Linked DNA regions of Homo sapiens: region 2 is linked to region 1. A link is a contact called in ENCODE Hi-C or POLR2A ChIA-PET data. All regions are on one chromosome and are shown on one strand. Each heading gives the region's core, a stretch centred on a gene start or an enhancer-like site at or near the end of the contact. The rest is flanking DNA. Distances are from core to core; before and after follow the strand shown.

Evidence for each region. A loop is a pair of places that touch in the nucleus more often than their neighbours do. ChIA-PET counts read pairs that join two places held with the same protein, here RNA polymerase II (POLR2A).
Region 2: a loop to region 1 is called in a map of PC-3, with 5 times the contacts of the local background. The contact joins the enhancer-like site here to the promoter of VGLL3 in region 1. A Hi-C loop is called at or near these places in 1 of 168 maps with a recorded cell type or tissue (PC-3). POLR2A ChIA-PET finds 5 or more read pairs at or near these places in 1 of 52 experiments (PC-9).

The regions. Positions count from the first base shown.
Region 1 is chr3:86,988,491-86,992,963 of GRCh38, reverse strand. VGLL3 (vestigial like family member 3) reads left to right here and starts at 1,815. Exons shown (of 4, transcript NM_016206.4): 1 at 1,815-2,346. The coding sequence starts at 2,221.
Region 2 is chr3:87,332,224-87,336,563 of GRCh38, reverse strand. No RefSeq gene overlaps it. Among named protein-coding and RNA genes, the nearest start is that of POU1F1, 58 kb to the right of the region's middle. Within about 2 kb of position 3,088, at least 5 of the 41 ENCODE cell types and tissues checked have a DNase peak (open chromatin) inside an H3K27ac peak, as active enhancers do; they include PC-3 and PC-9, where a contact is called at or near this core.

The DNA of each region.
Region 1 (4,473 bases), core at 566-3,065:
TTCAAGATCATCCTGGCCAACATGGTGAAACCCTGTCTCTACAAAAGTACAAAAATTAGCCGGGCATGATGGCGGGTGCCTGTAATCCCAGCTACTCGGGAGGCTGGGGCGGAAGAATCACTTGAACCGGGAGGAGGTTGCAGTGAGCCGAGATCGTGACATTGCACTCCAGCCTGGGCAACAGAGCGATACTCCGTCTCAAAAAAAAAAAAAAAAAAAAAAAGTTAATTTTTTCATAGTTCTGGAGGATAGAAGCACAAGATAAGGTGTGGTCAGTGTTGGTTTCAAGGTGAGACCTTTCTTCTTGGCTTGTAGGTAACTCACTATGACTTCAGATGGTCTTTCCTCTTTGACAGAGCAGAGAGACAGGGAGTGGGGTTTGGGGGAGACATAGATATCTCTGGCGTGTTTTCTCTTCTTATAAGGAACCTAGTCCTATTAGATTAGGGCCCAACCTTTTAAATCTCATTTAACCTTATCACCTCCTTATATGTCCTGTCTTCAAATACAGCCATATTGTGGGTTAGGGCTTCAATATATACATTTTTGGGAAGACATAATTCAAACTATAAAAACATTAGTGCATTTGACTTTCAAACTGACTTTTTCTCTGAGAAAAGATAGACTGTAAAAATGAGAGATTGCTGTGAGTCATAAAAGAGGATGCCTACGTATAAGGAGAGATATGTTTGCTGAATCTCAGAGCTAGAGTTTGCTCATTTATAAAATGAGGCCCAGTGCGGTGCCTCATGCCTGTTATCCCAGCACTTTGGGAGACCGAGGCAGAAGGATCACTTGAGGCCAGGAGTTGGAGACCAGCCTAGGTAACATAGCAAGACCCCTTCTCTATAAAAAAAAAAATTAAAAAAATTACCTGGGCGTGGTAATGCACGCCTGTAGTCCCAGCTACTCCAGAGGCTGAGATGGGAGGATCTCTTGAGCGTGGGGGTGGTAGCTGCAGTGAGCTGTGCTCATGTCACTGTACTCTAGCTTGGGCGGCAGAAGGAAACCCTATCTCAAAATAAATAAAATAATGTGAGTATAATTATTTCTACTGATTATGTCAGAATACAAGTATATTCTCACAGACGTTTTTTTCCCCATTTTGGAGAGGGTCAGATCCAATTGCAAAGAGATAAACCTTTATTAGCGAATGGGCTTAATCAACTACCCTTTATTGCTCTGTGAAAACCAGGCTGTAAAAGCCAGAAATGGTGGACGTCTCACAGCAGTGTCATACCATGAAGATGTAAACTTAAAGCAGAGATTGCTTGTGGAAAACTGTGTTGCATTCTTGGCATGTGGGCACTTGCAGAGATGTTAACTTTCACTTATGATTATTTTAATGTAGGAGCTAATCCCCGTGTATTCTGCGCCTGCTCTGTTTTACCCCTTTGTACACTCGGCTTTTGTTTGGTCCCAGCCTCTGAGTTGGTGTTCCCTGTAAAATCTCCTTGGAGTAGGGAAGCCCTCGCCCTGGCGGCCAGGTGACAGAGACAGGGTGGGAACCTGCCGAGCCTTGAGGGCGCGGAGCCTCTGCATACCATTCCCCTCCCACCACCATCCCATGCTGGGAGGCGGAGAGGGCTGCAAACTTCGCTCCAATCCGCAGCCAGCCTTCCCCGGGGTCCCCCTGCAGGGTGACCCGCCCGCTGCAAAGCGAGTTGGAGAAACTTTGCAAAGTTCCGCGTCAGAGCCTGGGGAGGCAAAGTGCTCCCCCTTCTCCCCGGCGTTCCCCCTCCCTCTGCCCCCGCCTCCCTGTCCTCGCACAGCCGGGAGCACCCGTGATAGGACGAGCCCCGGGCGTGCATTGTGTATATGCAAACCGGAGCTGGGCTCCCCACGGCTGCCCGACCCGGGCCTGGGCTGTGGCTGTGACTGGCGCTGCCGTGGGCGCCGCAGCCCTCGCGGGAGCCGGACGCGGTAATGCCCCAGCGGCGCAGCGGGCGGCTGCGTCCCTGAGCCGCTATATAAGCGCGGCAGGGAACATCCGGAGGGGCTGAAGATGAAGGTGCCCGCGCATGGGCCCCCGCTGATTGCCAGTCCCTCCCGACCCCGCGCCCCGCGCGGAGCCCGAGGCCGCCGAGGACCCGCCTTCGCCGCAGTAGCAGCTGGAGCAGCGACAGAGGCGGCAGCTGCGGCGGCGGCGGCGCCCGCGCCCCTCGCGCCAGCGCGTAGAGCGGCGGCGGCAGCTCGGGGGCCGCCACTGCCCCGGCTGCCATGAGTTGTGCGGAGGTGATGTATCACCCCCAGCCTTATGGAGCGTCCCAGTATCTGCCCAACCCCATGGCAGCGACAACCTGCCCCACAGCCTACTATCAGCCGGCGCCCCAACCTGGCCAGCAGGTGAGTCACCGGACGGGCAGCCTGCTGGGGGCGGGGGCGAAGGGCATCGAGAGTATCGGTCTGGGGCTCGGCGACGTCCCGCCGGCACGCGTGGCGCAGAGGATGCTCTGGGATCTGCGGGAGCGTCCTTGAGCAGAAAGCCATCCCGAGAGAGCCGGGAAGGGAGAGCAGCAGGGTGGACGGGTGGGTGAGGCATGACCTAGCTGGGGGCTTCATTGAGCTGTGGTCACCGGAGCTCAGAGGCTGCTCCTCCTAGGCACCCTAGCTCTTAGGACTCAGTTCTCTGAAGCTCACCAAGGGCATCTATCTTAGGACCATGTGAGTAAACTTCCTTTCAACCAACTATTTTGTTTATTTGGAAAGATGGAATGTTTCAGGGTTTTATTGATGAGGAAGATGAAGTGCGCTGACAGAGGTAGGGGAAGCTACCTGGAGAGTGAGTTCACGAAATGATCTGGGACTTTCATGGGGGAACACTGGTCTAGCATAATGTCTATCGGGTGTTACTAGAACTTCTCCACAGAATCTTTCTCCCGGTGACTGTGACTTAGAGGACAGGGATGGATTCCAAGGTTCTTCATTCATTTTTTAATTCCAGCAAAGCACAGAGTTTGTACGTGTTCAGTCTGTTGACAGTGGGTCCCTCGGCCAAAAGGTTACCTTGAATCTCTGGATGCTGAGTCTCCACTCTTCCAAGAGTAACTGAAGATGTCCATAATAAGGGGTCGTGAACTGAGGAGATGATATAGTTACTTTAGAAGGAACAGTAGAGTTCTGGGGAATTTGGCACGAGGCGCCCTTGGACATTACTCTCTGGATACAACGGAGAGTGTGCCAAGGCTTAGTTAGTGCTACATTAAAATAAAAAATGTATGTGGCAAGGGCTGTACCAAAATAGAGTCCACCTCAGACTATGGGAATTAGGGTGGGCGGATTTGGAGAAACTTAAAAAAAATAACTAGATTTGGTTAGGAAATTACCATCCATAGAATATATTGATTTATTTCTTTTTACTTTCTTAGGTACCACATGTTTTATTGCAAACCTTCTTAGGTTTGGGCTGTTAATTAATCTGACATTTTACTTTCTGTATTTCCTCTACTTCTGTCTCTTTGCTAGAATTACAGTGCTACTCTTTAGAAAGAAATCTAACTTTCCGTTTAGAATTTAGGAACTATGAAATTCAGCTAATTCTGGAAGGGTACATGCCCCAGATTCATCTGCTAAATAGTACCAGCTTAACCAGAACCAATTAGGGCAAAAGAGGAAGGAGCCCTACTTTCTTGCTATCCTCTTAAAAAAAATATTCAGCAGCACCAGCATTTCAAAGCATCTCTGATATTACAGAGGTCTTCAATTATCATTTGGAATGTGGATGAGCAACAAACTAAAACTTCTCTACATGTTCAGAAAGATACTTTCCTCCTTTATAAAATAACAAACTAGTAGAAGTTGTTTCAAATATGGCTTTATTTTTTAGGGTTGTGAAATTAATGAATCTGTGGTGTGGAGTTAATACTGTAACACTTTTTTTTGAGCTAGAAAATAACATTCGGTATCAGAGAAAATGGCAAATTGCCAATCATAAAAGTTTTCAATAAGAAATGACTCCAGTACTTTATATAATGTTTGCAATAGCCCTGAGACTCGGTCCCCAAATTCATTTCTTTTGCTAAAACCGTCAACATACTGAAGACAACAATTTTAAAAAGTAAAAAATAAAATAAAATAAAAATCAGGAAAACTCTGACCATTGAGCTTCTTAAAAAGAAAACAATTTATCTACATTGATTGGTTACATAATGATCAACTTCTATATTTTGGGCTTTTGTAGACATTGCTTAACTAGATGTTAGGCTGAGTGAGCCATAGGGAGGTGCTTGGAAATTTTCATGTTGCTTTTTCTTCTTTTTCTTCTCCTTCTTCTTCTTCTTTTTTTTTTTTTTTTTTTTTTTTTTTTTTTTTTTTTTTTTTTTTGGTCAAGTAAAGAAACTGTTTGACCATAACTGGCTAACGAAATAAAAAAAAAAAGACTTGACAGTGTAACTACTGTTCTTTTAGTGTCAGAAGTTTATTTTGATGACCTACATTTTCTATTGGAAAAGAGAGTAAATCAGGAAATTCTTA
Region 2 (4,340 bases), core at 1,839-4,338, 340 kb before region 1:
TTTACCACTACTTTATTCAAAGTGGAAAAAAAATTGTGAGTTAATATTACCAAAAGGAAATGCAGCTATTTTTGCCCATCTATAAATTTAATATTTCTAACAGTTTTCTCAATTGTTTATATTAACCCTTTATAAAAGGTAGACATTTTACTGGCTCTTTGTTCAATAAAATAAATATAAAAATACTGGTCATGCCCTGCCTAGCTTGCATTATCAATAAGAGTATTAAATTAAGGCAAATAAGTGAATACTCCTTTAGAAGTATGGGGTGTTACCCATTTGTAAGAAGTTGTTATTTATAGCATCACTTTTATCAGCAGTCATAATGACAAAAAATTCTCCAAATTCTATTATGCTTGCACCTGAATTATTAGAAAACAAATCAAATGACTTTTCCTTTTTAATTCCATCCTCATTCCTGAGAACATATGTCATTTTTTTATTTTGCATCAGAAGCAGTACAGAAGGAAGTAGACTTCCCTCTACATTTGCCTCACATTAGAGATGACAGAGATGACACTAGGATTCACTTCCAAATTCAGCTTATTTTGGTTGTGTCCCCTCTCCATGGTCCTGTGGCCACATGTGGAGCTCTGGGCACTCAGCCACCTGCTCGCTTCCCCTCAGGAAACTGCTGTGCCACCTTTCCTTCAAGATTCTTTCTGAATCTACCCACAGACGTTGGGCTAGAAGGACAATTACTCTTGAGTCATGTGGAGCTTAGATCAGGTAGTTTTTCTATTGCTGAATATTATCACATATATGGTGGCTTAAAGCAACATGAATTTATTAGCTCATAGTTCTGTAGGTTAGAAGCCCAGGCGAACTAAACTGGGTTGTCAGTTTAGGGTCTTACAGAAATCCAGGTATTGACTGGACTGGGTTCTTATCTGGAAGTTCAGAAAAAAAAAATCAACTTCTGTGCTTGTTTATGTTGTTGGTGCAATTGAGTTTCATGAAGTTGTGGCACTGTGTTTCCCATTTCCTTGGTGCTTGTCAGCAGAAGATCTCTTTGAACTCCTTAAGGCCACCTCCATTTCTTCTTCCTTGGCCTATTCCATAGTCCAAGCCAGAGAGGGGGTATTGACTCTCTCTCGTTCTTCCAACCTCTCCAACTTTCTCTTCTGCTATAGTAGAAAGTAGAAAACTCTGCTTTAAAAAGCCTAATGAATTAAATTAGTTTCACCTCCAGATTTCTCACTATTTTAAGGTCAACTTAGCCAATAACATAGCATAATTATGGGACGGATACTTTACCATATTCAGTTTCCAGGGATTAGGATGGAGCATCCTGAGTGCCATTTTAGAATTCTGCTTCCACAAGGAGCACATATTATAGGTTTGTTTCAAAAAACTAATCAATTGTCTCAGGATCATTTATTGACCACTCCTCTGGTCCCTAATGATTTGTAATTACATATTCATAAACTACTAAATTATGTAGATACTAAAACCTAGGTTTTATTTCTGAGTTAACTGTTGGTTTCATTATTGATTTCTTATGTCTGTTGACTATTTTATTTCTTTAATAAATGTACTTTCATAATATTTTATATTATCTAGCTAGGCAAATTCTCCTCTAGATCATTTCATTTCTCCAATTATCTTAGTTATATATGCTAAGATATATAAGTATACTTAGCTATACATGCTAAGAATTTTTATTTTACAAAATAAGCTTGGAATTTGCTTGGAATTGTATTAAACTATTATTATATTAGGGTAAAGTTGAAATCCAATCTAGGAACATAGTCAAAGTTTATTTTGATTTCTCAATGTAATTATAGAAAGCCTCCTAAATCTCAAAAATATGTACAAAGGTTTGTATCTATAAGGGCTACTAAACCCATAAATTAAAAGAGAATTCTGCTTCTAGAAAGCTAAAATTTTGTCATATAAATTCTGGTTTTGGTTCAAAAACATCATTTCTGTTTGATTTGTCAGAAACCAACATCCCTCATACTACAAGAACTGTAGGCAACAACAACAAAAACATCTTTTAGCACTAATACTGAAGAAAAAACTATGTTGTATTAGAATAAATGAATATATAATTTGAAGGGTAATATAATAAACATCAAGAGTTCCTGTAGGTCTATAAAAAAAGTCTATTCAGATTATTTTGTGGTTTCATCAACAGATTCTTAAAGCATTAAGCCTTGGGTAACAATCATTCTTTAAAATTCATTCATAGACACATCAAATATAAAGCAAACTTTTTGGTATTAACATATTTTTATTGTGTTAATTGCATTCTCTATGTTTTAAAATGCTTTCTGTCCTTCCACAGTGGTAACATCGAGGAGTTGAGAGAATAAAAATTAAGTACTGTATTCTCTTTTAGAATCAGCTTAATTCCTCATCTACTTTCACAAAAATCCCAGAGGCCTACTTAGAACTTTTCCACTAGGCTCAGAATGTAAGGCTAGTACCAATCTTAAGGAAAGGCCATTCCTTCTTATTTTCCACAGGAAAAAAAGAGACTTTAAGCATGGCTATTTAACCTGGTTTTAAACTCTCTTGAGATTATCCAGACTAAAGATTGTGAGTTTGTATTTTTGCCTGGGGAGACAAACAGCTAGTTGCCTACTGGAACCTAGAGTCATTCTTTTGATTGATAAAGAGTATTCTTTCTCTGTTTCCTCAGTTTCTTCCTTTTGAGTCAGCTCATCTCGCTTCCTGGTCCAAAACCCTGAACTCAAAGAAAGCTAAAGTTTTTACGAAGTCTTAAGTGACCTACATGATCCTTCATGCTCTAGTCTCCTAGCTTTGTCTTTCCTTCTATCGTCCCAAAAAACAAAGCCTCAGACAAGCATTTACAAGCAAGAAACTTATTATTTTGAAAGTGACTTTCAAGACTCAGAGAAAGGGAACAAGAGGAAGGAGAAAAGTATGCCCACGGATGTGTCATTGAGATGGTTATCTCTGGGCAACTCAATCCTGCCAGGTCCTTCTGAGGTCATGAATATTGTGCCTATACATTGTTCAAAAGCAGACTGAGACGCAATACAATTTTAAAGAGTTTGAGTAAACAGTGACTCATGAATCAGTAATCTCCAAACCAGAGTGGTTCAGAAGCTCCACCAAGGAAATGCAAGGGGGAGGCTTTTATGGGGCAAATACAGAAGTAAAGCAAAGAAAATATTTGATTGGTTACAGTTACATTGTTGCCTATTTGATCTATCCCACTGGAAAGTCCCTAGTTATAAAATTACAAGGTCTGTCCCTGCTTCTGACCAGTTAAGCCTAAATGCTATTTTTCTTTCATGTAGACATTTACAAAAAATGGCCCCAATTAAGTTTCACTTATGTTTGCAAATCAAGCAAGGTTAAGGTTATTTATGAGGCCTAACTAGCTTTGTCTGCTGAGGAATTCTTCAGGCTCATTCTTCATTTTAGTTTAACGATATGATTGGGGAATTCTTATTCACCAGCAGTCATCTCCCACTGGTTTTGGGCTTTTCCAGGGGATGTTAACTGCACACTTCCACATTTACTTAGGAGCAAGCCCTGCGAGCCCCAGATGTGCAGTGATACCTACTGGGTCCTACCTGTCGAGGTGAAGCAGTGATGGCCAGAGCAAAGGAGAGATAAAAGACAGAAAAGATGTTCCGTAGGCCCCTACTCATCCACATGTACACAATTCCTCTCTGAGTTCCCTTCGTACTATTCTCCGTCCTGTTGGCTGCTCCTTGAATGCATCAGGCACAAATTCTGCCTTGAGGTCTTTGCATCAGCTATTCCTCCTGTGTGAAATGCTGTTCCCCCAGACATACCACTTTCCTCTAGTCTTTGCTCAGACTGTATCTTTTCAAAAGGGCAGAAACTGATCATGCTTATTAATATCACAACATAACCTTCCTCCTTTCCCACAACTCACACTCTCAACCCCCACAAACTCAATCCTCAAAACTTTCTCTATTTGTTTTCTTCTTTCTTTAACAATTATTACCTTTCAACATACCGTATCACTTATTTACTATGTTTATCACTTATAACTTGTCCTCTCCCATCCACATTCTGCAAAATCAAAGCTCCTCTAGGATTTTTAAAAATATATTTACTGATGAACATATTTCAAGTACTATTTGGACCGATTTCAGTCCTTTTCTGCCATCTTATGTTTTGATTCGGCAAAAAGGTGAAACTAAGCATAATTATTGAGGTTCCAAAAATTGAAATCAAGGAACCAAAGGGCTTACCTTGTTTTGTGGTTAATGATAAGAAGTCAATGCTTTTAGAGGAGGATAATTAAAATGTTCCAGATTAGCAAATGCTAGTGCTTGAATTTAAAGCAATTTGCACTTTTATTAACCTTCTAGGGGCATGAAGTGCTGGTC